2 separate regions of the Homo sapiens genome follow, and region 1 is linked to region 2. The links are chromatin contacts, found by Hi-C or POLR2A ChIA-PET in ENCODE. All regions are on one chromosome and are shown on one strand. The core of a region is the stretch at or near the end of the contact, and the rest is flanking DNA. Distances in the headings are between cores, read along the strand shown. Region 1 holds the start of PBX2 (PBX homeobox 2). Region 2 overlaps BTNL2 (butyrophilin like 2).

Region 1 (3,576 bases), core at 470-2,969, 210 kb after region 2:
CCCTCTCCCCAGCCCTGGGACCCCGCTCGGCCTCCCTGCTCTCCCTGCAGACTGAACTCCTTCTGGACCTGGTGGCTGAAGCCCAGTCCCGCCGCCTGGAGGAGCAGAGGGCCACCTTCTACACCCCCCAAAACCCCTCAAGCCTAGCCCCTGCCCCACTCCGTCCTCTCGAGGACAGAGAACAGCTTTACAGCACTATCCTCAGTCACCAGGTAAGACATCCCCCCAGGAGGCAAACCCAGGCCTCCTGGTCTCTTGGCCCCTGTTCTCTTTGGGGCTCTACTCCTGTTTCTCCCTAGGCACCCCATCGCCTTCACAGGTTTCCTATATGCCTCCCCATACCAACCCTTGATCCTCTCAAGAACCTCCTCCTCTCAGACCCTCACCAAAGCTCTCCCTCTCCCTCCACTCCTCCAGTGCCAGCGGATGGAAGCCCAGCGGTCAGAGCCTCCCCTCCCTCCAGGGGGGCAAGAGCTCCTGGAGTTGCTGCTGAGAGTTCAGGGTGGGGGTCGAATGGAGGAGCAAAGGTCCCGGCCCCCCACACACACCTGCTGAGACTTGAGCCCCAACCAGCCCTTCCTTGCCACTGGTCTCAAAGCTGGGCAGCCCATTGCATGCCCTCAACTCTTGCTTGGCAGGGGTACCAGAGACTGAAAGACACGGCACAAATCTCAATATTCATCTCCCACATCACCTTCCCTGGGAACTGGACAGGGTGAAAGTCCTCAAACTCTGGGAACAGGCGAGATGGAACAGGGATTTAACTCCCCGCCCACAGGTCCATGGGAGCTTGAGGCAGTAAGGGGGATCCCAGGCACCCATCTCAAGGAGTGGCTGGGAGTCTTTTCCCTAACTTGTGGGGACACCACCAGTTGTCAAGCTACTAGGCAGTAGGGTCTGAGGGCTCAGGCCTCCACCTGAGAGGTTATAACCTGAGAGACAGCTCTACCCTTCCTCCCAGTAAGAAGGGAAGGTGGGTGGGCACCTGAGAGATTAAGACTATTCTCCCAGTCCCACTACCAGCACCCCCGATCCCTGAGACTGAGGGGTTTACGGGCTGTGAATGGACCTTCAGCCCTGCCCACCCTCCCTCCCCACTGCTGCTGAGTCTGTCTGATGTTTTGGTTGTGTGAATAAATATAATTCCCCTCTGGACTGCAGACTGGTATCTGGGGGGCCCAGGCGGGGTGAAAGGTAGGAAGGTGAGGCCAGAGGCCTTTTCTCTCCCCAGTCTGGCCAGAGGCCAGCTCCCCTCCCCGGCTGGTTAATTACTGGCTCATTAAGCAGCGGCTGGAGACCTCCCTAATTATCTCCCCCAGCCCCCCTCTTCGGTTTTAATTAAGTAGAACAGGGAGGGGAGTCATTAGAACAAGAAATATGAACTGAGCTGCCGGTGAACCCAGGCATTCCAGCGGCCTGAGTCCACATCGCTTAGATCCCTGATTCAGGACCCAGGTGACAGACGCCCCCAGCCGCCAACACAGCCCCACTCCTAGGCCGCGGAAGTCCAGCCAGGGGGCTTTCCCATATCTTTCAGATGGCCCGTCTCCTCCCCTCATCCCCTCTTCCCTCTCCCCTCCTCCACTAGGTCTCAGTTCCTCTGTTTCTGTGTCTCTCTCTCCGCCCCCAGCTCCTCCCTGTTCCTCCTCTCTTCTCCCCTCCTCTTCCTCTCCGGCTCCCCTCCCCCAGCCTCCCTCCCTCGCTCCCCCCCCTTCTCCCTCCTCCCTCCTCCCTCTCTCTCACACACACCCCCGCTTGGGCCTCCTCTCTCTCTCCGGCTCCATTTTCTCCGCCGCCGGGGGCCGGGGTCTCCTGTGGGGGGCCCAGCCGGTATCCCAGGTCTCCCTTCAGTGCCGGGGTGAACCCCCGGGGGAGCCGGGAGCCGGGGGCAGACGGGCGGGGGTTGGGGCGGAGGGAGCAGCGGCCCCAGCGAGTTTGGGGGGAGAAGTAACCAGGCGGGGGGAGGGGCGGAGCAGGGAGGGGGCCTCAGGGCCCCCCCCCAGCTATGGACGAACGGCTACTGGGGCCGCCCCCTCCAGGCGGGGGCCGGGGGGGCCTGGGATTGGTGAGTGGGGAGCCTGGGGGCCCTGGCGAGCCTCCCGGTGGCGGAGACCCCGGTGGGGGTAGCGGGGGGGTCCCGGGAGGCCGAGGGAAGCAAGACATCGGGGACATTCTGCAGCAGATAATGACCATCACCGACCAGAGCCTGGACGAGGCCCAGGCCAAGTGAGTGCCCCCACTCCGGGACCCCACACAGACCCAGCAAACCCCGTTCACATGTTCTGAATCTTCTGGGAGCCCCCCCCAACTCCAGGGCCCTCTCCAGGATCCAACAGCTCTCTTCTCTCCTTATTCCTGGGAGCCCATAGAAAAGTGATCCCTCTCAAACCTCCCTTCACCCCCAGGCCCTGAAACCTTCACAGAGGGAACCCCCGGTGGCCCGGCTCCCCACTCCTAACCTTTTGCCGACCCCTGCAGTCTCCTGGAACAGCCCCATCCCCGGGAGCCCCCTCTGGCTCCCAGACTAAGAAACTGTTCTTGGGCTACGTTATCTTCTCCCCTAACTCTCCACCCAGCCCCCTCATTCTCTCCAGATGTGGAGACCTCCACACCCTCTCCAGAGCCCCTAAAGCTCCTCTCCACTGCTCAGCCAGACACTAGGTGCATCAAAGCCTCCCACCTGCTCAGCCCCAGGACCCCTTCACACACCCTACACTGATCTCCCCAGTTAGCTCGGCACCCCCAGCCCCACTCTGCCACCTCAAACTCTGACTCTTCTCAACCCCAGCCTCTGTCTCTCTCCCTCTGAAACCTACCAAGTCACTTTCCTTTCTCCATCCACTCCCAGATTCCTCCTCCTACCTTTCTAGACCATCTCCCAAAGCCCGCAGCCTTTAACCTGCTGCCTGCATCTTCCCTGTGTCTCCCTGAAGCTGAGGAGCTTCCCCATGCTCTGGGAGCTGATCTTTTCCCAAGAACTCCTCATTCCACCCCCAACTCATTCCACCCCCAATCCGCTTCCTCCCTCCGCAGACTGACCCTCCTCCCTCCTTGTTCTCAGGCCCCCTGCTCTGTTTCTCTAGCTCCTCAACTTTTCTCTTTCCCCACTCCCACTCCTCCCAAGGAAACACGCCCTAAACTGCCACCGAATGAAGCCTGCTCTCTTTAGCGTCCTGTGTGAAATCAAGGAGAAAACTGGTATGTGGGCCCCCCCCGGATTGCTCAACTCTGGGAACAGAACCCTGTTCATTATAGGGCTAGAGTGTGACAACTTGGGGCCCTGAGGAAAGTAAGGAGTCAGGGGGACTGGGGAAGGAACCAAAGCCTGGGAACTTGGCTCTCCAGGAAGCACCAGGAGGACTGAGCACTGGGTATTGGGGTCTCTGGGTCCCTAAGTCCACTCGCCTGCATGCTAGGCCTCAGCATTCGGAGCTCCCAGGAGGAGGAGCCGGTGGACCCACAGCTGATGCGCTTGGACAACATGCTTCTGGCAGAGGGTGTGGCTGGGCCCGAGAAAGGGGGCGGCTCAGCAGCAGCAGCTGCAGCCGCTGCAGCCTCTGGTGGTGGTGTGTCCCC
Region 2 (3,648 bases), core at 1,014-3,513:
CCTCCGGGGCCACAATTAACCAACACGGAAAGATGGAGCTTCCCTTTGCTTCCTGTCAGGTGGGAGAGGAGGGCTCTGGGCACGGAAGCTTTGCAGGTGAGCTCTAATGATGGGACACCCAGCTCTCTATGGAAGTCCTAAGACTGAAATCACTGCTTGTAGTCTTACAAATAATGTTTTTCATTTATAAAAATAATAGTTTTTAAAAATATTAATTGTATGCCAGGCACGATGCTGAATATGTTATGGGAATTATTTCATTTTTTCTTACAATAATTATAAAGTTTAATTGCTTTATCCTCATATTACAGCTAAGAAACAATCTTAGAGACATACATGGTTTGCCAAAAATCAGGAAGAAATGGTGATGTTTACCTTCTAATCTACATCTATCTAACTTAACAGTGCAAGTCCTTAATTACTTATGTGTGACTTTGTCAGCTCATTCATCTCTATTTTTCTCATCTTTAAAGTGAACAGGTTGAATTTAATCTCTAATGTAGTGTCCAGTTCTAAGAGATTAGATATAACTTAGCATATTTGAGAAATGAGATAGTGCATTAATTGAATATGCTGATTGAAAGAGGATTATGTGGTATGATGATGAGATTATCAGGTTTCAAGGAATCAGTGTATAATTCAGTGTACTTCACGCTCCAGAAGGGAATTAATTTTTCAGTGGATATTCAGAAGGCATTCAGAACATACAAACAATAACCAAAACAAAACAAAGCAATACATTTCAGCACAAAATTGTCTGGAAGGCTGTGTACAAAACCGTATAGAAAAAGGAGGTTAACTACTGCATGTTCACACTTATAAGGGGGAGCTGATTGGTGAGAACACATGGATGCATGGCAGGGAACAACACACACTGGACACCTGTTGGGGGATGGGGGAGGGAGAGCATCAGGAAGAACAGCTAATGGATGCTGGGCTTAACACCTGGGTGATGGGATGACCTGTGCAGTAAGCCACCATGGCACATGTTTACCTATGTAACAAACCTGCACATCCTGCACATGTACCCCGGAACTTAAAATTGAAAGAAAAAAAAAGTGGGTTAGGCATAGTGGCTCCCAAGGAGCTTGTATTCTAGTAGAACATCAATTATTAACAAACAGGGCTGCATGATTTTTTTAGCACTTTAAACTTTAGTTTTACTTGGATTCTGGACAAAAGGAGTTTTGTCTGTATCTGTAATGCATCAAATTAATTGAATCTCCATACTTACATTTTGCTTCCTTCAGTCTCCATTGAAGTCAATTTTAGCTCTTAATTACCTATGTCAGGCAGGGCAAGCCAGTTTAAGATCTAATATGTGCACAGGTCACACACGGACAGGGAATAAAATCCTCATATGGATAAAGGAGATGAGGAAACAGTCTGTTTTATTAAGTAATTTACCGTAAGCCATGTGGATGCAGAAACAGCCCCAAACTAATCCCTAGTCCATTTTTTCTGATTCTTGTCTTCAGACTTTAATAGATACATAGGAGAGGAAAATAATATTGTTTTAGGTAAAATTACAGGACAAAGCAAACAAAATGCTGGAAATAACTGGGAGTCAACTGTTACCTGGAATGGAAGGTAATAATCTGAAAATTCAAATTGTGTTGACAGGGACTTTCCTCTCTACAAAGGTAGCTGGCAGTTTTCGGCCAATGACATAATGGGATGTTAACGCCTTTGGCCAGTGACTCTATGCAGAGAACCAACAATTTTATGCTTGTGTTTCTATTATAAATGATCACACCTTATGCAAAACCATTCTTATCATTTAACAGAAAAGGACGACACTTAATTTAGAATAGAGAAAAAATGGCACGGGCAGGGCCTGATGAGAATGGAAAATGTAATATAGCTTGGGCCCAGGAAAGCCCTCAGAGAACATCTTTCCCCACTTTGCACAGTGAGAGAATTAGACCCCTTTTTTACATTCATCATTGTTTCACAATTTGTACTTTGCCGACTTCCCCAATTATTGATCTTAAAATGTTAATTTTAATTTTCAAAATTATTTGAGGACATTCAACTGGTGTGTGTCTATAACTCCACCTATGTGGAGCATTGGGGAAATAAAATATAGCGGCTGGACCAGACTTACAAGGTACTATAAAGTCCACCTAGAGGAAAGCTTCTTCAAATATCATTACCAAAAGTCCACATGAGACATGTTTTTAAACCCCTCCCTATTACCACGTCAGAGGGTGGGGATGGCTCCAACGCCTTCAAGTCTCACAGGTCTGTGCACCTCTGCTCACGCTGCAGGGTCTTCCAGGCACTTAATGCAAACTATTTTGTTCAACTCTGAAACATTATGATTTTGGTAGTTGTATAGCAAATTTACAGTTTAAGAAACTGAGGCATTAAGAAGTAGTTTAAGACAGATTAAGAAGTAGTTTAAAATCATACAGAATTGAAGTGTTAGAAGAAAAACTTTAGACAGACTAAATTTAGCAGAGTCTAACTGAGAAAAGGATGACTCATAAACAAGCCATCCCTCAGAATCAGAACGGTTTCAGAGAATTCAAAGCAGCAATTTGGTCAGACAGCATTTATGGACAGAAAATGGAAATGAGGTACAGAAAACAGAAGTGAGGTACAGAGACAGCTCTATTGGTTGCAGCCTGGCGTTTGCCGATTTGAACAGGGTTTCAACAGTTGGCTGCCTGCAACTAACAGAAGTGCAGCAGCTGCTACTCAGCTATTTATTACAAAAGTGTACTCCTAAGTTAGCCTTAGCTCCTAAGTTAGGCTTATTCATAAAATAATTTTGCAATTAAAACTCTCAGAATAAAATGAGCAATTTATAAATTTGGCCCCAGGATGCCTCTGTACCTGAGTGCTTATGTAACAAACTGCAACCTAAGTTAGGCTTTCAGTAGTTGACGTACTAAGTTAAATTGCAGTTTGTTACATAAGGAGTCAGGTACAGAGGCATCTGGGGCCAAATTTATAAACTGTTCACTTTATTCTGGGTGTTTTTTGTTTGTTTGTTTTTAAAGTCTCGCTTTGTCACCCAGCCTGGAGTGCAGTGGCATGATCTCAGCTCACTGCAACCTCTGCCTCCCGGGTTCGAGCAATTTTTCCACCTCAGCCTCCTGAGTAGCTGGGATTACAGGCACCCACCATCATGCCCGACTAATTTTTGTATTTCTGTAGAGACGGGGTTTCACCATGTTGGCCAGGCTGGTCTTGAACTCCTGACCTCTGGTGATCCACCCGCTTCGGCCTCCCAAAGTGCTGGGATTATAGACTTGAGCCACCACACCCAGCCTATCTGGGAGTTTTAATTGCAAAATTATTTTATTATTGGTCTGTAAACTGAAAAAAATACAGGTAGAAGCAGGTAGGGATTCAATTACTGTTTTACTCAGACTGACACACATCATGGAATGATTCCTCCTTAAAGAAGAGCAACCTCTATTCTGAGTCCATGAAACCCCCACCTCACCTAAGGATGACCCTGAGCCTCACAGCAACCCTGGGATGCTCATGGTTTCTAAACTCCAATGGAGCTGTTCTTAGAGATGACATTATTGGTTCCATTTTGATTCTTTCATTGTGTTTTGTCCACTCTATTTAACAGCTTCTTTAAAAGTGAATGGACCTTCCCAGCCCATCCTCGTCAGAGTGGGAGAAGAT

Evidence for each region. A loop is a pair of places that touch in the nucleus more often than their neighbours do. ChIA-PET counts read pairs that join two places held with the same protein, here RNA polymerase II (POLR2A). Pooled maps may share reads with other maps.
Region 1: a loop to region 2 is called in a pooled map, with 2.6 times the contacts of the local background. The contact joins the promoter of PBX2 here to the enhancer-like site in region 2. A Hi-C loop is called at or near these places in 2 of 37 single-sample maps with no recorded cell type and 4 of 50 pooled maps. POLR2A ChIA-PET finds 5 or more read pairs at or near these places in 1 of 52 experiments (CD8-positive, alpha-beta memory T cell).

Annotation. Positions count from the first base shown.
Region 1 is chr6:32,188,345-32,191,920 of GRCh38, reverse strand. PBX2 (PBX homeobox 2) reads left to right here and starts at 1,719. Exons shown (of 9, transcript NM_002586.5): 1 at 1,719-2,226; 2 at 3,125-3,198; 3 at 3,417-3,576. The coding sequence starts at 2,006. It overlaps GPSM3 (G protein signaling modulator 3), which reads left to right. Exons shown (of 4, transcript NM_001276501.2): 3 at 13-212; 4 at 418-1,155. The coding sequence ends at 555. RefSeq lists a silencer at 799-977 and enhancers at 1,364-1,932, 3,085-3,576.
Region 2 is chr6:32,396,331-32,399,978 of GRCh38, reverse strand. It overlaps BTNL2 (butyrophilin like 2), which reads left to right. Exons shown (of 8, transcript NM_001304561.2): 5 at 3,593-3,648. The region is part of intron 2 of TSBP1-AS1 (TSBP1 and BTNL2 antisense RNA 1); the gene reads right to left. Among named protein-coding and RNA genes, the nearest start is that of HCG23, 7.6 kb to the right of the region's middle. Within about 2 kb of position 2,263, at least 2 of the 41 ENCODE cell types and tissues checked have a DNase peak (open chromatin) inside an H3K27ac peak, as active enhancers do.